Linked DNA regions of Mus musculus: region 1 is linked to region 2. Evidence: chromatin loops called from intact Hi-C (ENCODE). Cell type or tissue: heart. All regions are shown on one strand. Links, peaks and the distances in the headings refer to the core of each region. The heading gives the core; the rest is flanking DNA. Region 1 holds the start of Srsf9 (serine and arginine-rich splicing factor 9). Region 2 holds the start of Rnf10 (ring finger protein 10).

Region 1 (12,615 bases), core at 2,679-10,678, 52 kb before region 2:
TTCAGAACCATCTTTCTTTCTCAGAAGGCCATCCAACCTCCACCTTGCACTCAGTCCATGAACAACATACACACATACACACACACACACACACACACACACACACAGTATACGTGAACACCCAACCCCCACACACATACCATGCAATATGAACACCAGCCAAATAGTTCCTTTCTGAAAAGAGAACTTGTTAAAAATAGCCCTAGGCCCGTCTTCATTCTTTCTCTTCCCTTTATCTGCAATGTCTGTGTCCCACACACACACCCTTTTCTTGTTGCTCAGATAGGCCTCTCTGTACATCAGGCTGGCCTTGAGCACACAGCTATCTTCCTGCTACAGCCTCCCAAGCACAGGGGTTGGAGGCCTGAGCCACCTCAGTGAACTCCTATTATGGAGAGTTCAGTTTACAATGCCAGATCTGAATTGTAAGAACTCCGAGTCTGGGTCAGAGATCCCTCAGTCATTCAGAGACCTTCCTATCCCAGGTATGGTGGCTCCGTGTCTTTCATTTCATTCCAACACTTGGGAGGCAAAAGCCAACAGATCCCTGAGTTCAAGGCTAGCCTGGTCTACAGAGCCAGAATTATTCTGAGAAACCCTCTCTGGAAAAGAAAATGGAAAGAAAGAAAAACATCAAACCAAAGAAACAAACCCTCCTGTTCTTCATCCTGAGCTGAGTCGGGCTCTGGTGCCCACCTCAACTCAAGGTGACCCATGACCTCCTGCAATTCCAGCTCCACAGGGGTTGATGCTGTCTTTCTGGCCTCTGTAGGCACTAACACACACGCGGCATAAACATGTAAATAAAAACCAACCTTTAAAATAAAAAAAACAGAGTCTGCCTTTGGTGCTGATTTTTTACAATCGCCACCATTACTCTGGCAGAGTGATGAAGTTTCTGTTCCTTACAAACTTCCATGACAACTCAAATGATGGTTCTCTTTGGTCAGTACCTATCAGATGAAACCTACATACTCAATCAAAGACAACTGCACGCCAATTACTAAACATTTAAAATATATTTCTGAACAAAACGGGCCCCTCGGGCCCCATCTCCGAGCAGAGCAGCCCATGAAGATGCAGCACTGATTTCCGTCCCATAGTCAGGGTGAAAAATGTACAGCTTGTTCCTGAACCACAGACACACCTTCTCTCTGCAGCCTAACAGGTCACTGCTAGTATGGTGGCTCTAGCCGAAATTATGTAGTTCCTTAAAATAAAAAAAATAAAATAAAATAAAAATAAAAGGAAAGAAAAGAAAAAAAATGTCCTAAGACTCTAATCAATCTGGAATGTAGACTCTGAGCACAAAGTAGCCCAGCTCATCTAAAAAACTGAAGAGACCCTTCCTTCCCACCCCCTCAGTAGGGCCTGAAAGGAGAGAAGTAGTGTGGCGAGCCCCGGCTTTGGTATGGCGAGTCGCGGCCCCTGGACCCAGACCGCGACCGTGAGTAGCCATAGCTGGTGCTTCTCTCAGGATACACTCGGATGTAGGAAGTCTCACCCTGAAATCCAAACAAACAGAAGGGAAGAGTGAAGACCCAGAGGCACGAGCAAAGCCCAGCCCTGGCACTCACTGTGTGCCTGGCATTGTCACCTCCCTCAACGTTCACTGTCACACGGAGGTGGGTACCCGTCCTCTCCGTTTCAAACGGAGGCTATAAGCAGAGCAACCCCCGTAGCTCTGTTCACTCTAGACAGGCTTTAAGGTAGAGTGACATCATCAAATGAAAAAAGTACGACCCGCTATTATTGCTGGTCAATTAGACTTAATGGAAGGCAGGAACCCACCTCGTGAGAGCGGAATTTGGTGTCATCCAGTTTACGCAGAGCATATTCCATGTCCTCTTTTCTCAAATATTCAACCATCCCCATTCCGTCCTTCTGTACGTCTGCATAACAGACATCCCCAGCTTCTCGCATGTGATCTTTCAGGTCCTGCCAGCTGCCTGATGGAGGAAGTCCTAGGCAGAGAATGGAAGAGAAGACCACAACCTCAGCCGTGCTAAATGCCCTATGAGAGCTGGCTATGCCTACGGTGGTCTACGCTCTGTGGTCACTTAATTCTTAAGGGTTCCCAAGTCACAAAGCATATGGGGCAGAGAACCAGAGAAATATACTGAAGTATATATGGTAAGCCACTGTGAGAAGCTGGTCTAAGTTAACTGTCCAGAGACCAAAAAAGCTCCCAACTAAGCAAACAAATCCGCCTATCACAGGCTTTCAACCTCTGAGAATTTACCACTCTGTGCTTCACAATCAATGTGACACTCCCCAAACCTAGTTCCAGGTTTTATCCATTAGGAAACTTATTAGTACCAAGTATTTCTTGCTGAACTTATTTTTCCCAAGACATGAGAGTTTTGAAAAAAGCCAAGTGCAGCCAAGGGAACAGCACAAGAGTCCGTGTTTTGTTTGTTTCTTTACAGCATGACTGGCTGACAGAGCACAGAATACCTCCTTAAGAGAACAACACTCCTCACTACAGTGGGGAAGGGGACACTCAGACGCTAAAGCTAGTTGGGAGTCATACGACCCTACCTGGTGTCATGAAAGGGAAATGTGCTCCTGCTCTCAAAGGCTGTGTTTGCTGCGCACAGCTCGGGACTGCAGCCATTTCCTAATAGTTTTCTAAGCAGGAGTTCAGAGCAGCATGGAGAGAAAAAAAGATAATGTATGACATCTTGAAGGAGGGAGTGGAGTCCTAGGGTTAAAAACTACAGAGGAACACAGGGAGACAGATTCCATCACTCGTACACATGACTATGATTGTGGGACTGTCACACTCTAGAAGGGCCCCTCAACTGCCCTGTGACGTGCAGAGGGCCCTGCCCGGGGTCTTGGCACTGCACTGATATTTTAAAGACACAGCTGAGCTGAGCACTTGGCACGTCATCTGGTGACACCAGTTATAAATAAAAGCTCTATGCCTTCCAATGCCATGCCCACGATTGTACATTGCGTGCAGCTGGCTCCTGTGATGTCTAGGAAGGAACATTCCCAGAGGAAAGAACTCTGGAGCAAGTGCTCTCCCACCATCTTGGCCTCTCACCAGTAAGAAAGCACTCTAAGAAACGTGTTTCTCAGACCATGGTGGCACACGCCTTTAATCACAGCGCTCAGGAGGCAGAGGCAGGGGGATCTCTGTGAGTTCGAGGACAGCCTGGTCTACAGAGTGAGTTCTAAGACTACACAGAGACTGGTTCAGAACAAAAAGAGCAGTAGGTTTCCGTCCCACATAGGCTGCATTACTTGCACGGTTTCATCCGTACAATGTCTGCCTCCCTGACTAACCAGGGCAGAGCTTTCCGCTGCCCGGGTGCACTGGCTCCTGAGAAGCCAGCATGTCCCACGTCCTCAACACTAAGCCACACACTTCCTTGAAGGCTAGACTCTCGTTCAGCAAAGTGGTGAGAACATACCTGAAACAAGAACTCGGAAATCTGACCGTCTTGTAGGAGGCCCGTTCCTTGCACCACGGGGCCACCCACCCCGACCTCCGTAAGTCCTGGGGAACTCCACACGGAGTCGACACTGGCCATAATCGTAACCGTTTCTTCCATAGATCGCATCCTCAGCATCTCTGCAAGGCAAAGACTGAGATCAGTGCTACCCCACAGCCTGGGTGACTTCTCCATGGAGGGCGAGAGTCACTGAGCAGGGAGGGAAGTCAGCCAGAGGGAACAGGGAGATGGACACCAGACACAAGCTTGCCACACTTGCGCTCAGGTGGAGGGCCGTTCACATTACTCAAAGTTTGACAGCTGGGACAGCAAGATGGCTCAGCCAGGGCATGCACACACTCTGAAGTGCAAAATATGTTAAGAAACTGAAAGTGCAAAATATACCCAGAAACTGAAAAATACACACAAACCAACCAAAACCAACTTGACAATTAATGGAGGGGTTTGAATATGAGCTCAAGATGTGACATGTATGCATGAAGGCAGCACAACAAACTCATTATTCTGAACGCACAGCTACAGTTGTCAAGCACATGGTTCTCCAGGGATGAGAAATGCAGATAAACAGAGTACTTAGACGGTGCTGACTCAGGGACTGGAGACGGCTCCACCGCTAAGAGAGCTCACTGTTCTTCCGTGGGACAGGGCTTCGGTCCTCAGCACCCACACAGAAGCTCGTAACAGTCTGCAACTCCAGTTCAAGGGGATCCTGTGTTTCTTTTGTCCTATGACCCCCACTATGTATCTGACATACTGGGTGCATATACACACACAAATCAGTTTTGGGGGGGAGGCTGATCCGTAGGATTAAAATAATTGTTGACAGATAACTCATTTTGTCAATAAACCAAATTTATCAAAACATGGCAAGCATATTCTCTAAAGCAGAGGTTCTCAACCTGTCGCCACCCCTCTGGCAAACCTTTATGTCTCAAAATATCTATATGGCTATCCATAGCAGTAGCAAAATTAGCTATGAAGTAGCAAGGGAAATAATTCTATGATTGGAGGTCACTACAACATGGAGAACTAACTGTATTACAGAAAGGTTGAGAACGCCCACTGACAGCTTGGAAACATCCTACAATAGGCCTTGTAATAGTCTTCCACAAGACAGAGCTCACGGAGCAGGAGACACATTAAAAGTGTTTCAAAAACCAGGCACCCGGGAGGCTGAGGCAGGGAGTTCTGAGACCACCGTGGTGGACAAAGAAAGACTGCCTCAAAAAGTCACTGCAAAATTAAATTAAAGACAAATGAGAGGAGGGCCCATCAGCATCCACAGGACAGTTCCCAACCATCAGTAACTCCAGTCCCAGGGGAGCCAACCACCTCTTCTGACTTCCTTGGGCAACAGGCATGCACATGGAGCAAATATAGCCAGGTAACACACACACATAAGTCATCTTAATAAATAATACATAAATTAAAAAAAAGAAAAAAAAAGATAAGAGGTCTAGGTTCTGTGACTCACGTCTTTAACACCAGCTACAGGAGCCAGAGGCAAGCGGATCTCTGTGAGTTCAAGTTCAGGCCAGTCAGAGCTATAGTATAAGACCCTGTCTAAAACACACACACACACACACAAAAGGCATCAAGGAACACGACCATGGCACCTTGATTGCTGGAGTGAATTACAATGGACTGGAAGGGTCAGGCGTATTAGGGATTAAAAGCAGAATTTGTAGGTAAAGGATCTAAGTTACCTCTTGAAGCTTTTATAACTCTAATTGAGAAATTATAGTTAATTTATAACTGCCTATCCAACAGTTATCAAATCTTAAGTGCTTTCTTTGAAACTTCCCAAATAGAGCAGAATATAGGTCTTTTGTCACACCACACAGTAGTTACGGGGTGCAAATCCTACCTAGATCCTCTCCAAACACCTACCAATTGTTATCCCTTTACTAACCTCTTGCATTAAACAATCCGCATTTTGTGTGAAATACGGTCAGCATCCTCTGCTTCATGGGCTATTGAAAAACGCTAACTACACGAGGCGTGGCACTTGACACAGAACTTGACTATTAAAGACACAATGGCACTGTTCATTAGGGCCATAATTTTTCTCACGTTCATTTGTATTTAAAAAAAAAAAAAAAAGCTTCAGTCTATTTTTTGAGGCAAACTGCAAGACACTTAGGGGATAAGCTGGGTTAGTCTTCAACCATCGAAGTCCGGAGTACTTCTACTGTGAATCCGTAATCTCCAACCCAGGCCGGCGAGACACCGGGTCGGCAGGCAGAGATGAAGCTCTCCTCCCAACGAGGCTGAGAAGACAGGGAACAGGTCCTTACTGACCCTCCCAAGGGGACGACCGCCAACGGCGCAGAGATCTCTAAACTAAAGCATACTTTCCGGCCTCTTCCTGACCCAGGGCTCACGACATTTGCACACACACACAAAAAAAATAAAAATAATAATTAAAAAAAAAATCAAAGATCCTTCGGCGCGGGTTTTGGGGGAGCCTAGCTTTTCCACATCCCTGCTACAATTAACTTCTGGCTTCTGGCGGGGAATTAACTTCCCTCATTAGAGGGGAATGAAATCAGAGATGCTAACCCCCCACCCGTCTCTCTCTCCCGCTGTTTAATCTGATCCCCCTTTACTAGAACTAGGCTCGGTGGGGCGCCCAAGTGAGGGCTGGCTCCAGACACCCCGCTTTTCAGCCGCCCAAGGCAACCTGTGGTCCCCGCCAACGCCGTCTGTTCCCCGGTAACGGCGAGGGCCACCCCCACCCACAGACCCGAACCCGGACTCGGGAGGAGGGGGCGGGATGGGCGACTGTCGCCTTCGGCCGAGTCCTCTGCAGGGTCGGTTCGGGGGACCCGAGCCCCGCGCTTCCCTCATTTCGGGGTGCTTCCCGTTAGGGTGCTTTTCCCAAACTCGAGGGCTGGGCAGAGCGCGCTGGTTTTTACCCTCCTCGGGGGCAAGTCGGGCGGGCTGGAGCCTTCCGATTGAAGGAAGTGACACCAGGCAAAGCCGCCTCCAGCCGGGGGTGGGGGGGGGGCGCCGCGAGGGGTCAGCACGGCGGGGAGGGGGAGGGGAAGGCGCTGGGGGAGGGGAGGGGAGGCCGGGCCCGGCGGAGATGGGGCGAGCCGCCGGCGGAATCCTCACCGCGGGTCCTCGAAGCGCACGAAGGCGAAGGGCACGAGGCCGTGCCGGTTCTTGAGCTCGATCTCGCGGATGCGGCCGTACTTGTAGAACAAGTCCTCGAGGTCCTTCTCGCGCACGTCGGACGGAAGGTTGCCCACGTAGATGCGCCCGTCGCCCTCGCCGCCGCGCTCGTCCGCCCAGCCCGACGACATCCGCACCGGCCGACGCCGCGGGCCCGCCGCAGCCCACGTCCCGTCGCAGCCGCCTCCGCCGCCGACGCCGCCTCCTCAGCCCGGGGCCCCCCGCCGCAGCCTCCCCCGCGGGCTCCCGAGGCGCTCAGCCGCACTGCATTGTGGGAACGCGGCGCGGAAGCCGTGAGGAAGCGGGGGCGGGAGGGGGCGGCGGTCGGAGGATTTTTAAAGCGATCTTAAAGGGGTAGCCGCCGCCGCGAGGTGCGCTTGCGCAGAGGGCGGGGTCTCTCCCTAGAGATGCGAGCGGAAGGTTCCCGGAGGTGGGACCCGAGCGCCTCCTAAGCTGGTAGGTCACTAAGCTTGGGGCTGTCCTTCTGAGGAGAAGGACGCGGACCCCACAGAAGCCCTCAGACTGCCCAGCGCTGGGCTATCCTGGCCCTCGGTCTCAGGTCTGTAGTCGTCCCTTAGACCCGAGGTGTAAGCCTGAGATGGTCGCCAAAGCTTGGTTGTCCGAGTTTCTGGAGAATGGAGAGTGGATGCGCAAACCTTTCGTTCCAACACTCCGAACCCGGACAGAGGCAGGAGCAACTATCTCCATGAGTTCAAGGCCAGCCTGGTTTACATAGAGAAATAAAAGGTATAGTGGAGAAGAAGGTTTATTGTAGGTATGTGGGAGAGCATACTATACTCAGAGGGAGGCCATCTAGGAGAGTCCAGAAGGGGACGAGACCAGGCAGAACTGGGCCCTGTGAGGAGAGGCGGGAAGGAGAGGGGAAACAGATCCTGCAGTCAGAAGGTCAAAAGGTGTAAAAAGAGGAAGGTAGTCAAGATGTCTGGATTATATAGGGAAGAGCCTCTAGGGGAAGGGCAGCCTAGCCCCTGGCCTGGAGGGCGGGGTATGTCAGCCAAACCCTGTAACAGATAAGGACTGGAGGATGCCAGAAGCTGGAGACCAGGTCTGCTTTGGTATCTTATATAGGCACCTCAGCGGATCATCCCGGGTTTGAAACTTCACAGCTACCCTGTCTCCAAGAAAGAGAGAGAAAAGAGAATCTGTGGAGGATACGCATGTATTATTTCATATCACCACAAGCATCACTGTAGAGTTTGCCTATTTGTGCATTCTAAACTATAGAACAACCTCACCAAACAAAACAGTGAGTGGGAATGCATGCCAGTAAATCTCACTCTCCTGAGGCTAAGGTGAGAGACTTTAAAATTCTAGGCTAGCCTTGACAACAACTTACTGAGATCCTACCCTGAAAAACTATTCAAACCTAGATGCCTGGAGGGATATAAGGCAAAGATAGCAAGATGATAGAGAGCTGTAACCCTAGGCAGCTCGGTTGTTGTTTCATTTGTTCTCTGTAAGATTTTTGGATCCCAGCCTAAGGCTACACCATAAAACAATATGTCCAGGGGCTGGAGAGATGGTGCCAGTGATTAAGAGCCTTGACTGCTCTTCCAAAGGACCTGAGTTCAATACCCAGTACCTACATGGCAGCTCACAGCTGTCTGTAACTCCAGTTCCAGGAGATTGCCACCCTCACACAGACAGACATACAGGCAAAAACACCAATGAACATACAATAAATCTTTAGAAACAAAAAACCCAAAAGCCTCAAATTACATATCTTTATGTTTATCCTTGTATTCTGTGTAGTTAGAGAAAAAAAAAAAGGCAGGTGGATCTCTGTGAATTTAAGGCCAGCCAAGTGTGCAGAGCTAATCCCAAGACAGCCAAGGAGGCACAGAGAAAAACTGTCTTAAAAAAAAAAAAGCAGGGGGGTGGGGTGGTGTATAGGGGACTTTTGGGATAGCATTTGAAATATAAATGAAGAAAATATACAAGAAAAAAAAAAAAAGCCAGGCGGTGGTGGTGCACACCTTTAATCCCAGCACTCGGGAGGCAGAGGCAGGCAGATTTCTGAGTTCGAGGCCAGCCTGGTCTACAGAGTGAGTTCCAGGACAGCCAGGGCTACACAGAGAAACCCTGTCTGGAAAAAACAAAACAAAACAAAGATACATATAACTAGGTATTGCTTATTACCCAAAAGCATAGAAACTTTTCAAAGGATGTGGGTGGAGAAGGTCACCTTCAGCAATACATGGAGTTTGAGGGCAACCCAGCCTACATCAGAAAAGCAAAACAAAACAAAAACCTAACTAAATGCTAAGATGTCAGCGTAAAAGTAAAATCTTCCGTCTGTGGAGCTACCTCCTTGCGTTCACCTCTCCTATATTTTTGCCTCTCCTATATTTGGGTAAGACATCTGCTGATGGCAACAATCCTCTATTTTTGTACTTTTCTGTGTTTACCAAATTGTAATTAGCCTGTACTCGGTTTTATAAGTAGAATAAAGTGCAATAAATGGCCTCTCAGATATGACTGCGTCTTGCGTCTGGGATATGCAACGCTTCTGACTGCTCTTACCAGGCCCCAAAGGCAAACTGGGAAGACCCCTGGCCAGATGGAATCTCGAATCTAAGTGTATGTTTTTAAAGCTCTCCCCAGAGGGCATGGTGACACACACCCTTAATTTCTGTACTTGGGAAGCAGAGGCAGGATGCTCTACATAGTGAGTTCAAGGCCAGCTGAGGCTATATAGTGAGTGAGATACTGTCTCAAAAAAAAAAAAAAAAGGCATTAAAAAATCTAAATTTGGGCTGGCAAGATGGCTCAGTGGTTAAGAGCGCCGACTGCTCTTCTGAAGGTCCTGAGTTCAAATCCCAGCAACCACATGGTGGCTCACAACCATCCGTAATGAAATCTGATGCCCTCTTCTGGAGTGTCTGAGGACAGCTACAGTGTACTTACATATAATAAATAAATAAATCTTTAAAAACAAAACATTGTTTAAAAAAAATCTAAATTTTTCAGAGTATACTTAGATGTATTAATGTTTCTCAATTATCATTTCCATGTAGTATTGCAAAGATTTCTGGTTTTGCTATTGGAGAAAACTTGGTAGTATCCTAGAGAGAGAGAGAGAGGAGTCAGCTGATAGGAAGGACTCCAGATGGAAAAACTTAGGATTGGCTAAATTGTTAGGAGACAGTTAGGACCCGGTGTGGAACTTAAAGGTGGAGGATTTTGTTCCTGTAAAGCCAGATCCTGACTTTTTGTAGATTCCAACACAAATCAGACCAAAACCTGGCTTCCTGTTCACACTCTGCTAAGGCACAGATTGTAGACAGGGAAACATCTATTGATCTCATTAGTCACCATCTTTGGATTTAAATTAGGCCGTGTTTTCTGACCAGGCAGTTGCTCTGAAGCAGTCAGGTAAAGTAGTTTAGTGAAGGGTAAGACCCTTGAGACCACCTTGGGGTGCTGCCTCCCATGTTTAAGAACCCCTGAGGGGAGGCTCCGGAGAGTTGGCTTAAGTGGTAAAATGCTTGCCATGCAAGCATAAAACCCAGGCTCAGCTTCTAGAGCCTTAAGTGAAGAGCTACAGTGAAAGCGACAGAGGGGGTAGGGGGGTAGGGGTGGAGAGGCGAGACAGGTGGGCCAAGGGCTCCCAGCAGCCAGTCATACATGTACACACACGCATGTGCACATGCATAGAAACATGTACACACATGCACAGTACACAGGCATAAGCTTTTTAAAAAAAATAGATCTTAGGCTACCAAGATGGCTCGGGGTGGAGTCGCTTGCTGCCAGCTCCAACAACTTGAATTTATTCCCCCGGACCCACATGGTGAAAGGAAAGAACCAGGCCCCACCAGTTTCTGGCCTGACCTACCCTGGATGTTGGGGTAATCTACCCCCCTACATACACACACATTTAATCACATGACTATGTAGGTCTGCCCCGGTGTTTTCAGTTGTTAATTGCTATGCAGGCAGAGCCATGTGCCGGCAGGATATTTGGTATTATCATTTCTCTGACCCATCACCTGCTTTCTATAAGTAAATGCTTGTCCTTCCTCACCTGTTCAGAGGACAATCCCCTGCAAATAATCATGTTAAAAAAGCAAGCAGCCATGGCGGTAAAGGTTGAGTAACCCGCTATGCCAAAGGGCAACACAGAGAGAAGCACCAGGTGATGTCCTGTTGCCGGTCGGTTCAGACTGGGTGAATAAGGATGAATAAATATGGCTTTTTGTAGAATAAGGAGCTGTTGGCTGAGGCTGGGGCAGGAGGACCATGAAGACCAGGAGGAGAGAAGCTGGTGGGAAGGATGTAGGACACTGAGAACCACGTGGAGAGACTCAGGGACAGAGAAGTCGTGTTCCGTTATCTGGGGAACCTGAGAAACTGCCCCAGCAAACAGGCCAACAGCTCCAAACTATATAGATGTCTCTGTGTCTTTATTATTAAACCTCAAGTGGGACCCTAAAAGCTCCGTGTCTTAGTCAGGGTTTCTATTCCTGCACAAACATCATGACCAAGAAGCAAGTTGGGGAGGAAAGGGTTTATTCAGCTTACACTTCCATACTGCTGTTGATCACCAAGGAAGTCAGGACTGGAACTCAAGCAGGTAAGGAAGCAGGAGCTGATGCAGAGTCATGGAGGGATGCTCTTTACTGGCTTGCCTCACCTGGCTTGCTCAGCCTGCTTTCTTAGTGAACCAAGACTACCAGCCCAGAGATGGTCCCACCCACAAGGGGCCTTTCCCCCTTGATTTTCTCCTTTTTTTTTTTAACTTTTTTTAAAATTTTTTTTTTAAGATTGATTTACTTATTATATGTAAGTACACTGTATCCATCTTCAGACACTCCAGAAGAGGGAGTCAGATCTCGTTACGGATGGTTGTGAGCCACCATGTGGTTGCTGGGATTTGAACTCCGGACCTTCGGAAGAGCAGTCGGGTGCTCTTACCCACTGAGCCAATTCACCAGCCCGATTTTCCCCTTAATTGAGAAAATGCCTTACAGTTGGATCTCATGGAGGCATTTCCTCAACTGAAGCTCCTTTCTCTGTGATAACTCCAGCTGTGTCAAGTTAACACAAAACTAGCCAGTACAATTGACCCCTTGTCAACTTGACACACAAAAACATCACTAGTAAGCCTCAACCCTTACAATCTTATTCATCCCCAAGATCTAAATAACTTTAAAAGTCCCACAGTCTTTACATATTCTTAAAATTTCAATCTCTTTAAAATATCCATCTCTTTTAAAATTCAAAGTCTTTTTACAATTAAAAGTCTCAACTGTGGGCTCCACTAAAACAGTTTCTTCCTTCAAGAGGGAAAATATCAGGGCACAGTCACAATCAAAAGCAAAAGTCAATCTCCAACTGTCCAATGTCTGGGATCCAACTCACGATCTTCTGGGCTCCTCCAAGGGCTTGGGTCACTTCTCCAGCCAGGCCCTTTGTAGCACACGCGTCATCCTCTAGGATCCAGATACCTGTACTCCACTGCTCCTGCTGCTCTTGGTGGTCATCTCATGGTACTGGCACCTCCAAAACGCTGCATGACCCCTTCAGTCCTGGGCCTTCAATTGCAACTGAGGCTGCACCTTCACCAATGGCCTTCCATGGCCTCTCACAGTGCCGAGCCTCAGCTGCTTTGCGTGACCCCTTCATGCCTTCAAAACCAGTACCACCTGGGTGACCCTTACATATTACCAAGTCCCGCTGCAGCAGGAGTACAACCTTGGCCATCTCTGGAACACAGCCTCTTTGTGCTTTCAGAAAACACTTCCCAGAAGATGTCACCTCAATGATGCTGGTCTCTTCTTAATCACCGCTAATTTCTTAGCTCCAGCTAACCAGCATCAATAGTCCCAGTAATGCAAAGTTTTTGCTTTGGTAGTTCTGGTATCTTGTTAATCACAGCTGATTCTTCAGTCCCAGCTAACCAGAACTACAGAATCTTCACAATCAAAACAGCAATGGCCCTGAAAAGAAT
Region 2 (12,009 bases), core at 10-8,009:
AAAGCCTTTCCTGTGTTCCCTGACTGAATCTAGAGTTTAGCAGGAATAAGCAGAATTCAGACAGAGGCCCTAATTATATTTCAGCGGCCATATTTCCATCCTGTTAGCTAGGACTAAAGACTACTATGGAAAAGACAACTGAATAGACCAGGCTGGCCCGGAACTCGCAGAAATCCACCCAAGTGCTGGAGTGTGCTCCCTCATGCCCTGCAACTTTTGTTTTCTGGTGCAGGAACTGGGTGAAATTGAGGCATGTTGTAAGTTAAAGATCAAAATTACATGATTTGAAAAAAAAATATATATATATGTATACACATATATGTGTATATATGTATATGTATATACACACATACATATATGTGTATATATGTATATGTATATACACACATACATATATGTGTATGTATGTATATGTGTGTGTATACATATGTGTGTGTATACATATATGTACACATACAAACATACATCTAAAGTAAAGTATATACACTTGTGTGTCTGTGGATGTATGTGAACGTGAGTGCAGCTGCCTGTGGAACCCAGAGATGTCAGATATCTTAAAACTGTAGTTTTAGGTGAATGAGCATAAGGATTTGGGTGCTGGTGACAAGCATTATAACTGATGAGTCAACCCCCCTGTGTGTGCCTCATGTGAATATATATATTTTTTAAAGCTGGAACTAGTTTACCTAGTCCAGAGTGTACTTGAACTCATAACATGCCTGGTTAAGTCAGACAGCACAAGCCTGAACTCCTCCCACATCGTTTTAGTGGCATCTGGAATGGTGTGCAGGTTCTAGTGCACACTTGAACAGTGCTGTGACACTAAACTCTACCCGAGTGCCTTTTAAATGTATTTAATTTTGGTTTGTTTGTTTTATGAGACAGGGTTTCTCTGTGTAGCCTTGGCTGTCCTGGAACTTGCTCTGTAGGCCAGGCTGACCTGGAACTCAGAAATCTGCCTGCCTCTGCCTCCCAACTGCTGGGATCAAAGGTGTGTGCCACCACCAACTGGTAGTATATTTAATTTTAAAATAAATAAATAATAATTAAATAAATTGTGTCTTTTTGATGTGTGTGTGTGCATGCACGCGTGTTCTCACACGTAGGCGTGCACATGCCAAGATCCATGTGTGGAGGTCAGGAGATGACTTTCAGGGGTCAGTTCTCCATGGCCCTGGGAATTGAACTCACATCCTCAGGCTTACAACTAAAGCACTGTGATCTACTGAGCCACCTTGCCAGCTCTTATCTTTTATGTTGAGATAGCATTTCACTAAGTTGGCAAGGCCTTGAACTCACTTTGTCACCTAGATACAGGCTTTGAACTTTTGATCTTCCTGGTAGGTGGGATTAAAGGCCTGTATCACTACACAGGGCCTTTAAAAATTTTTTTAAACTGAAGCCAGGCAGTGGTGGCGCATGCCTTTAATCCCAGCACTTGGGAGGCAGAGGTAGGCAGATTTCTGAGTTTGAGGCCAGCCTGTTCTATGGAGTGAGTTCCAGGACAGCTCGGGCTACACAGAAAAACCCTGTCTCAAAAAAACAAAACAAAAAAAATTGATTTTTTTTTATGGTCAAGATAACATATTACAGAACATCTTGTCCAAAGGCAAGTATAGAGATTGCTGAATTCTGCTTGAATGTTTCTGTTTTAAATCCCTTTTAAATGTATATTTTCTGTAAATATTTCACAAGGAGAAGATGCCAAGGATCCTAAGAAAGAAATTTTAAATGAAGAGTGTCTTCTCCATTCAGTATATCCTGACAGATGGACACCTCCTGCACTGGGATCCTCTGCCCCTCGCTTCCATTTTTATCAATGACAGAAGGAAGAAATTATTCATCCACACACTTAGCATTCTCGTGTCTTCATTCTGTGAAATAAAGTTTCACCACAGTATTTTAGAACTTGCTGTACTTCTGTTGTGTGTCAGAGTAGACCTTGGGATTTAGCTGTTCCTTCTGGACATCACACTACATTTTCCAACTGAAGCATGCTCTTCTCTCTCTCTCTCTCTCTCTCTCTCTCTCTCTCTCTCTCTCTCTCTCTCTCTGTGTGTGTGTGTGTGTGTGTGTGTGTCTTAGTCAGGGTTTTTATTCCTGCACAAACATCATGACCAAGAAAGCAAAGGGTTTATTCAGCTTACACTTCCACATAGATGTTCACCACCAAAAAGTCAGGACAGGAACTCACACAGGGCAGGAATCTGGAGGCAGGAGCTGATGCAGAGGCCATGGAGGGGTGCTGCTTACTGGCTTGCTCCCCATGACTTCCTCAGCCTGCTTTCTTGTAGAACCCAGGACCACCAGCCCAGAGATGGCCCCATCCACAATGGACCCTCCACTAATCTTGATCCCTAATTGAGAAATGCCTTACAGCTGGATCTCATGGAGGCATTTCCTCAAGGGAGGCTCCTTTCTCTGTGATAATTCCAGCTTGTGTCAAGTTGACACACAAAAAAGTGTGTGTGTGTGTGTGTGTGTGTGTGTGTGTGTGTGTAACTGTGAAGAATAACGAGTCCTAGACTTGATGGTGAAGCTCTGTAGCCCCAGCTACTTGAGCTGGGATGCTGAGGCGGGATAATTCCAAATTCTAGGTTAGCTCTGACACCACAGTGAGCCCCGTCTCAAAATAAAAAGTAGGAAACAGACTGAGGTATAATCTTTGCCTAGCATGTCCAAGCATGTCTAGATTCAATACCTACTATCCCTCGCCACATACAAACAAAAGCATAAAACCAAACAAGAACTACTAGAGATCATTATTTGGGAGGCCAAGGCAAGAATATTAAGAGTAGGAGGCCAGCCTTGGCTACATAGCGAGACTTTGTCTTAAAAACAAAACAAAAGAAGGGCAGTCTGCTTTGGTGGTGGTGCACACCTTCGATCCCAGCACTCAGAAGGCAGAGACAGGTGGCGTATGGCGCCAACCTGATCTACAGAGTGAGTTCCAGGACAGTCAGAGCTTCATAGCAGACACGCTGTCTCAGAAAAAAAAATACCAAAAGAACCAAACCAACAACAAATAAAATAAAAATCCAAAAAACAAAAAAACTTTCCCCCTGAAGTGCCCTCTACAACTTCCTTGTCCGTTTTGTTTTGTTTTGTTTTGTTTTGTTTTGTTTTGTTTTGTGTCTCTTCCAGGCAGGGGTTTCTCTGGGTATCCCTGGCTGTCGTGGAACCCAGGGTGGCTTCGAACTCAGAGATCCAGATCCACCTATCTCTGCCTCCTTAGTGCTGGGATTAAAGGCGTGCTCCCGCACAGCAGCCAGGGTGTTTACTTTTAGTTTAGTGTATGAGTGTTTGGCCTGCATGTATGCTAAATGATTCCATGCGTATCTGGTGCCCTCGGAGGCCAGAAGGGGGCGCCAGACACCTGAAACTGGAACTAGGAGTGGTTGTGAGCCACCCGAAGAGGATGCTGGTAACCAAATCCCGACAGCCAAAGGAACAAGCGCTCTTGACCACTGCGCTTCTCTCCAGCCTCGTTACAGGGGAATCTTTTTAAAGGATACTTGTAGGCCGCCGTGTGATAGCTCTGAGTGTTTCCTGCCAACCTGAAACAACCTGAATTTCATCCTGGTAGGAGAGAACTGACTTCCACAAGTTATCCTCTTACTGTACATGTGAACCATGGTATATACTCTTCCCATATGCGCGTGCGCGCGCGCGCACACGCACACGCGCACACACAAACACACGAGAGAGAGAGAGAGAGAGAGAGAGAGAGAGAGAGAGAGAGAGAGAGAGAGAGAGGAAACAAACAAAAAATAAATGCAACAATAAAAAAAGTTTTTACTGGTTATAGCGGTATACACCATTAATTACAGCATATTCAGGAGACACAAGCAGGTGGATCTTTGTAAGTCTGAGATTAGACTGGTTCTATAGAGAGTTCCAGGTCACCCAGGACTAAAAAGTGAGATCCTGTCAAAAACAAACAAAAACAAACTCCTTGGGGCCAGTGATGAAAGGAAAAGTATCACTCAGGACCCCCAAGACCAAGTTCTCAATTTTCAAAGGAGATTATTTCCTCCAGAGGGAGAGAGGGCAGGGATAAGGGACAAAGATAGGAAGGAGATAGAGGAAGAGGGAGAAGATGAAGGGAACAGGAAAGAGGGGGAGGGGCATTTGTCCCATAGGAAGAAGCCTTGCCTCTGGATAGAGAGGAGACAGACATGGCTCATAGGAAAATAGCAGATGCCTGGCAGTGATGGCACAGGCCTTAATCCCAGCACTTGGGAGGCAGAGGCAAGCAGATTTCTGAGTTTGAGGCCAGCCAGGTCTACAGAGTGAGTTCCAGGCCAGCCAGGGCTACACAAAGAAACCCTAGGTCGAAAACCCAAAAAAAAAAAAAAAAAAAAAAAAAGTAAAAATAAAAAAGAAAAAGAAAAGAAAAAGAAAATAGCAGTTTATAAAGGTAAAAGGGAAAACCCCATGTTAGGATGAGGCCTTTAACTTTAAGTGGGCGTGGGCATGTTAATTAGCTGAGCCAAAGGAGGCTTCTGATTTCTTCACTTCAATACTTTGATAGCTGGACCTTGGTAGTCAGCCTCAGGAGCAGGATGTGGCCAAATAAGGAAACAGACCTTGGGGGCTAGCTTTAGGAAGATAATTTCATGGTTTTTAGAAAGGCAGAAGGAATAGGGAGAGAAGGCAGGGCTTGCCAGAGCCATGCTCACCACACTCAGGCTAGCCAGAGTCCTTTCAGGTGAGATAGCTCAGCAATTAAGAACACTAGCTACTCTTCCAGAGGACCTGGGTTTGATTCCCAGAGCCTATATGGTGCTTTAATTCCAGTGCTGGGGTATACAATCCTCTCTTCTGGTATCTAGAGACACATGGCACAGACATACTAGCTGGTAAAACATGTGTAAACACAAAAATAAAATAACAACCAAAAAACTGAAAAATTATAGTTCCTTTTTAAAAATGGATTTATTTATTTTATATATGTGAGTACACTGTAGCTATCTTCAGACACACCAGAAGAGGGCAGTGGATCACCTTACAGATGGTTGTGAGCCACCATGTTTGTGATTTGGAATTGAGTTTAGGACCTCTGGAAAAGCATTCAGTGCTCTTAACCTCCGAGCCATCTCTCTAGCAAACCCCTCCCCCCCAAGTTATAGTTCTATGGATCTCCATGTCATTTTAAACTGATTCCTTCCATACTAAATAATATCTCATATACTATATGATAATAAGGAACCAAATAAGAGTCTGACTCCTGCTTTTTTCATTTTTCTTTCTTTCTTTTTTTCTTTTCTTTTCTTTCTTTTTTGCCCTGCCTCTGCCTCCCAAGTGCTGGGATTAAAGGTGTGCGCCACCACTGCCTGGCTTGGCCCGCACATTCTTGTTCCTTTCCCATTTATGATACTGAGGATCAAATCAGAACTTTGCCCATGCAAGGGCCCTGTGACTACACTACACTGTCTGCTTTTATTCTTTTTCTCTCTTATAAGGAACATGGTCTCACTATGTAGCACATGCTAGCCTTACACTCTGCACTTCCTGTCTCTGTTTATTTATTTATTTTTTTGAGACAAGGTTTTTCTGTGTAGCCCCAGCTGACCTGAAACTTGCTCTGTAGACCAGGCTGGCCTTGAACTCAGAGATCCACCTGCATCTGCCTCCTGAGTGCTGAGATTAAAGATGTGCACCACTGGCATCCGTCTTCTGTCTCTGCTTCTTGAGTATTAGTGATACAGGCATGAGCCACTCTAGTTCTCCTACATACACGATTGCTAAAATTCCACTCATCGGCTAGATGAGGTAGTAGCTTAGAGGTAGAAAACTAGATTGTGAGCATGGAGCTCTGGATTTGATCCCTAACAGCCCCCCCCCCCCAAATTCCATTCGTCCTGTGTGTGTCACATGACACAGCATTTCTAAGAAGTCCTCTTTTATCCCTCTCAAGCTGGGATGCTTTTCTATTGAAACGTGTTTGATTAGCATCTCCTTACTTAACTGTACTATGTTGTTTCTCTTTGTTGGTGTTTCGAATGTTGCTTCTTACCGATCTTTATATATGAATGTGGCATGCATACGTGTATGAAAAATCTTACACGTATGCACAGGTGTACATGGAGTTCTGAGGCTGCCATTGAGTGTTTTCCTCCAAGACTCTCCACATTCTTCACAGAATGGCTAGGTAGACTCACCATTTGAGCTAGTCTGGCTAGCCAGTTTGTTCTGGGAATTTCCAGATCTCTTGTCTCCGGTGCACCGGAATTGCAGGTGGGCCATCACACTCCACTTGGTTTTCTAAAAAATTTTGTGTATGGGTGTTTTGTCTATATGAGTATGTCTGTATACCACGTGTTTGCTTGGTATTGTAGGAGGCCAGACACCCACACATCTTTTTTTTAAAAAAAGAAAAAAATCCAAGCACTGGCGAGGAATATCTGTGAATTGGAAGCCAGACTGTTGCACACAAAGAGTTCAGGTCCCGTTAGGACTACAAAATGAAACATTGTCTCAAAAAGAAGGAACCCGCTAGGGAGGCGGGAAGGAAAAGAAACCTCGAACAGGGAAGAGAGAAAAAAAGCATTGGCAGGCACAAGCGGTCCCTCCCCTAGGACCCGGATGTAGGTAAAAGACTACACTTCCCAGAATGCACCACGCCCGCCTGGCAACTATATAAATAGTCCATCCGGGTTCTTGGAGATGCTGTTTGGCGACTCGTCGCCATTCCCGGAGCAGCTCGGCCTCGGCCCAGAGGCGAGTGTCGGTCGCTGTGTCGGAGACCCCGGTCCCCGGCACCGAGACAGCCAGCCCTCTCTCCTGCCCCGCGGCGGGAGAGCGTGTCCGGCCGGCCGGCGGGGCTCGCGACCCTCCCGCGCCTCCCTTTCCCCCGCAGCCTCTGCCCCGCCAGGCCCGGCCCGGACCTCCGAGCCCCGGCCTCCTCCTCCTCCTCCTCCTCGTCCTCGTCCTCCTCTTCGGTCACCGCCGCCTCTGGGCCCCACAACCCCACCTTGCCGCTTCTCCTTCCATTTTGAGAAGCTGAGGAAGGAAACAAGGAAAAATGTCGCCATGAAGGCCGAGAACCGCTGCCGCCGCCGACCCCCGCCGGCCCTGAACGCCATGAGCCTGGGTCCCCGCCGCGCCCGCTCCGCTCCGACCGCCGTCGCCGCCGAGGCCCCCTTTGATGCCGCAGAGCTCCCCCAGCGCCGCCGCCACCGCCTCCGACATGGACAAGAACAGCGGCTCCAACAGCTCCTCCGCCTCCTCGGGCAGCAGCAAAGGGCAACAGCCGCCCCGCTCCGCCTCGGCGGGGCCGGCCGGCGAGTCTAAACCCAAGAGTGGTAAGAGCCGGCGGGTCTGCCGGGTCACTTGGGGGAGGAGGGACAAACGACCCACCTTCCGCTTGCACTGACATCCAGTATTTACGGTTAAGCCGATCTGCGCTGCGTGGTTAATTTGGGCCCTTGCATTCATATTCAAAACAGCTGGCTGAAGTAGGCGCTATTCTTAGCCCCATTTTGCAGATGAGGGATCTGAGATTTTGGAAAGGGTTAAGGTCATCCAGGTGGCAAGCACCTCACAGAAGGCCTCAAGACCTGGCTTTGTGTGACTCACCGTCGGTCCAGGCTCTAAAACAATTGACTTTGTTTTCTCTTCTAGTGTCGGATTAGCTTTGGGTGGCATTCAAGTTTGAATAAGAGAGGGTGAGGCCCGAGGATTTTCAGACTTAAATCTGGCACCGGGTCTGCTCCTCTGTTTAAGAGGACTCATGTTGGGATGGCGTTGCTCGGCGTGATAGTAAAGCATGCAGACCCTGCATTCAGTTCATTTAGGTTCAGTCCTTGAGTTTGCTAATACACACTATTAAGTAAATGGGCTAAGCGCTTAGAGTACTTGACAACTTTTTGCCTAAATATTATGCCTGTTTGTGTGCGGTAGGTTATATGGGCTTGGCTTTCATGGTGTGTGTGTGTGTGTGTGTGTGTGTGTGTGTGAGAGAGAGAGTGATGTGTGTAGTCAGGCTTCTTAGTATTACTATAACATAATAATAATGATATTATTATAATAATATAATAATACTACTTACTGATTATGCACAAAGCACACGGGTAGGCTTTTAGGTGTGATAGCACTACTCTAATCGTTTAACCTGTCTAGCCAGGAGTTATTCCACCGCAGAGAATAAACTAGGCTGTGGATTAGGAGATGGCAGAATCCCGAGTCCAGCATTCTCCATCTTGTGTCAGAGCTGTGTACAAATCTCTTTTAAACTTTTACCATGTTGGCAGTATTTTTGAGATAGTAATTTTTTTTTCAATCAGTCTTTTGGTTTTTCGAGACAAGTTTCTCTTTGCATCCTTGCCTGTCCTGAAACTCACTCTATAGACCAGGCTGGCCTTGAACTCAGAGATCCACCTGCCTCTGCTTCTCAAGCACCTCCAAAATCTCAGACACAGCCAAGTTTCAGATTGTGGTTTAATTACAATGTTTCTCCTTCTCTTTCCTCCCTCCAAAGCTTCCTGTGTAACCTTCCGCTAATCTCCTTCATGTCCTTCTTTCACACATCTGTATGCATGTGCATATACATGTCAGCAAGCATGTGTATGAGTTCTATGCATATCCACCAGTGAACCTGAGCGTGGGGAGGAGCCTAGGAACCTGAACCCTACACAAAGAACTCCAGGAGACTTAGTAACACTGGGAGTGGGAGAGGGGGTCTCCTGGAAGAGCACACCCCGTAGTTTTCCAGTGCCAAACATCACTGGATGTATTTAGTGCAAAGATGTATGTGCAAGTAACTTTGTTTGGATTCCGCAGTGTGTTTTTGTGAGAGAGAGCATGTGTGACAGATGGGGAGCTTTGAGCTGACAGTCTAAGATTCAAAGAGCTGGACGGTATGGGTCAGTGGTAGAGACCTTGCCTAGAATATGCAAGGCCCTGGGTTTGATCCTTAGCATCCCCCCACCCCCCTCAAATTAAAGAGCAAAAAAAAAAAAAAAAAGCACTAAAATTATAAGGCTTACTGACTGAGAGTTTATCTGTAGGGTATGACAAACTCCATTACCAGGTCTACCTGAGGATGTGTAGAAGTTGCCTGTGTAACTTGGGTAGGGACCAGTTTTCGCTGTGATGTACCAGTGCTTTACTGTCTAAGCAGGTGTTAGTGTAACTCGCCTCTGAACCGTATAAACTGATTCTGGAGTTTTGCACATGTGTAGTTTTATTGTAAATCTTGGCTGTTGTTGGAGAGAGGTCTGAGGGTTTCTCAGAGTAATGGATGACTTCAGCCTTGCTTGTAGAGGTAATGCTAAGCTTTGGTTCTCCAAGAGTTCTCAACTTAAATTTTTTAGGGCCCTCCCTAAGTCAATAAAACATTCTTGCATGAGTCAGCTGCAATAAATGCTTTATTTATTGTTCAGTGAGCAGTAGGCCAAAGCTTGTGACATATCAGACAGCATAAGAGAGGGTAGTAGAGTTCAGTGAGGTAGGATGGCTTAGCAGTTAGAGTAGGTGTTCCACCTTTCCATGCCCTCTGAGAGGAAGGAAGAAAGACCTGACTTCACGCCCTTCCACCTGTACATCCTGCACCCACAGGATGGTGATACATTTAAAAGGTTAAGCAAGAGAACTGATGTGATGAAGGCTTTTTACCACATTCCTGACTGACCTTTTCTTTAATCTATTTTTCCCTACATGTGTTATTTTGGGTAGGTGGTCAGGCTTGGTGGCAGGCCCCTTGACCAGCTGGAACTATAGACAGGCAAGGCACCATCTTCGGGCCTGGCATTGATCCTCAGAAACACATCAGAACCCTAGTAAAACAATCACAGAACTATGAATGAAGCAGGGGCTAGAGAGTTAGCTCAGTGGGTACTTGTTGCTCCTACAGAAGGCTTGGGTTTAGTTCCCAGCTCCACAGTGCTGTGGAATTTGATACTGTCTTCTGCCTCCACAGTCATAAACATACATGTGTTGTGCAGCCAAACTTGCAAGCAAAGTACCATACACATAAAAAATAAAATAACCCGGGCGTGGTGGTCCACACTTTTAATCCCAGCACTTGGGAAGCCAGGCAGGCAGATCTTTTGAGTTTGAGGCCAGCCTGGTCTACAGAGCTAGGGTTACACAGAGAAACCTTGTCTAGAAAAACTAAGAAGAGTGAAAAGAAAGAAACTAAATGAAGGCTCCGAGTGTGTGGGGACAGCCTGTAATCCCAGCACTCACTGGCCGAAGCAGAGGATCAAGAGTTTGATGCTACCCTGGGCTACTGAGCAAGTTCCAGGGCTTCCTGGTCACATAGTAAGACTCTGTTGCCAACAACATGAGAAAGCATTGCCATTGAGAGGTCTGCTAGAGAAGGAGATGTGACTAAGATGTGCACGGAGCAGTGGGTAGTGTCAGGACTGTTTCAGAGTCCTGACTCGGAAGAATGGGATTGTGGAATGAAGATACCATTTCACTTTCTTTTGCCAACACAAAGAAAAACACACAAAATGTGTTTGGTTTCTGGAGACAGTTTCATGTCTCAGGAACCAGACCCCATTCTGCCTTGAGGTTCCTGAGGGGCCTGTGTTGGAGCTGTAGGTGTGTGTCACCACCATGGCTTAGCCTCTCCCTCCCTCGGCATCTGTAAGCTGTGGAAGTTTGTAAGTGGTCCTTTGCTTTCTAACTACATAAATATATCTGATATGTTTGTTTTCTGTGGCTAGCTTATGCTTGCTCTTCACTGGTATGCTGTCATAGGTAAATCTGACTACCAGGAGTTTCTTGATCTTTTAGTCTACAGCCTTGGCTAATTGCCTTGAATACTTAACAAAACATCCCGTTTCTGGCTATATTTCTACAGCTTTCTTCCAGCAGGGCTAAGACTGTTAGAAGAGTTTACCAAGAGACTGTCCCAACAATACAGCCCAGAGGAGAGAAGAAATTTAGGGACCAGGGGATGCCATAGAGAAAGAACAGAGAAAGTAAATATTTATAGACAAGACAGGTCAGGGATTTGTAGGCCAGCTGTAGTCCCTGTCCAGGAACCCTGCTCTTGTTCCTCCTCCCGAGGCGGAGGTTAAGGGAAGGTCGGGTATTATGAAGCAGTTATTTTGAGGTTGGCAGTGTGAACCACTGTGCTGACTTTGTTCCTGTCACCTGGGATCAGAAGCTGGGTTACTGGGTAATCAGACTTAAATGTTGCTGTCCCCTCACAGCTAGGGTTAAAGGTTGTGCTGGACACCCAGTGTCCTGTGAGTGCTGGCACCTGAATTCCTGTACAGTCACAGATGATTGTGTGGACCCAGTGAGGGTCCTCTGGAAAAGGAAAGTCAGGGATTCTTAACTCCTGAGCTAGCTCTAGCTCTAGCTCTATTATCTATTTATTTTTGACACTGGGTTCTGAGCCTGGTGTAAGTTAGGCAGGGACTTGGTCACTGAGTTGTGTCTCCAGCCTCTTTTAAAAATTATCATTTGAGGGCTGGTGAGATGGCTCAGTGGGTAAGAGCACCCGACTGTTCTTCCGAAGGTCCAGAGTTCAAATCCCAGCAACCACATGGTGGCTCACAGCCATCTGTAACAAGATCTGACTCCCTCTTCTGGAGTGTCTGAAGACAACTACAGTGTACTTACATATAATAAATAAATAAATAAATCTTTAAAAAAAAAAAAAAAAAATTATCATTTGAGCATTAGCTGGGATTGGCTTAAACTGAGTTTGTAGCCAAGCAGGCAGGCCTTGGGCTTGTGACCTCATGGCAATGGCCTCCTGAGTGACTGAGATCCCAGGCCCGTGCTACTAGGCCCAGCTTGCTTGACCTCCCTCTCCCACCTCTCTTTTTCCTTAATTTCTTAGACTTAGCCTTGCTGCATAGTTTAAGCTGGCCTTGAACTTGCTACTTAGTCCAGGCTGGGCTTGAGTTCTCATCTGTATTCTCCTGTCCTCAACCTCCCGAGAACTGCAGCACCGGGCAGCATTCATAATCTTAAAGCCCTGGAAGTGACCCTGATGCACAGCTGGAACTGGGAACTGCCAGTCTGAGGTTTAAGAGTGGGCCA

The links. A loop is a pair of places that touch in the nucleus more often than their neighbours do. Peaks named below come from ENCODE experiments on the same cell type or tissue, not always from the same donor. Only the 100,000 strongest peaks of a DNase experiment are listed, where the experiment ranks them.
Region 1: it touches region 2 in a loop (3-fold over the local background); 7 of 42 quality-filtered maps call a loop at or near these places.

Annotation. Positions count from the first base shown.
Region 1 is chr5:115,321,466-115,334,080 of GRCm38, reverse strand. It overlaps Srsf9 (serine and arginine-rich splicing factor 9), which reads right to left and starts at 6,904. Exons shown (of 4, transcript NM_025573.3): 1 at 6,582-6,904; 2 at 3,423-3,583; 3 at 1,792-1,964; 4 at 1,001-1,505. The coding sequence starts at 6,772. The coding sequence ends at 1,362. It overlaps Gatc (glutamyl-tRNA(Gln) amidotransferase, subunit C), which reads left to right. Exons shown (of 3, transcript NM_029645.3): 3 at 1-839. In heart, for the core only: no CTCF peak of the experiment used is centred there; DNase peaks (open chromatin) are centred at 2,910, 6,390 and 6,980; H3K4me3 peaks cover 3,543 bases; H3K27ac peaks cover 2,504 bases.
Region 2 is chr5:115,267,555-115,279,563 of GRCm38, reverse strand. It overlaps Rnf10 (ring finger protein 10), which reads left to right and starts at 6,669. Exons shown (of 17, transcript NM_016698.2): 1 at 6,669-7,307. The coding sequence starts at 7,151. In heart, for the core only: CTCF peaks have their summits at 3,354 (motif pointing right) and 4,993 (motif pointing right); DNase peaks (open chromatin) are centred at 6,633 and 7,203; H3K4me3 peaks cover 2,159 bases; H3K27ac peaks cover 2,022 bases.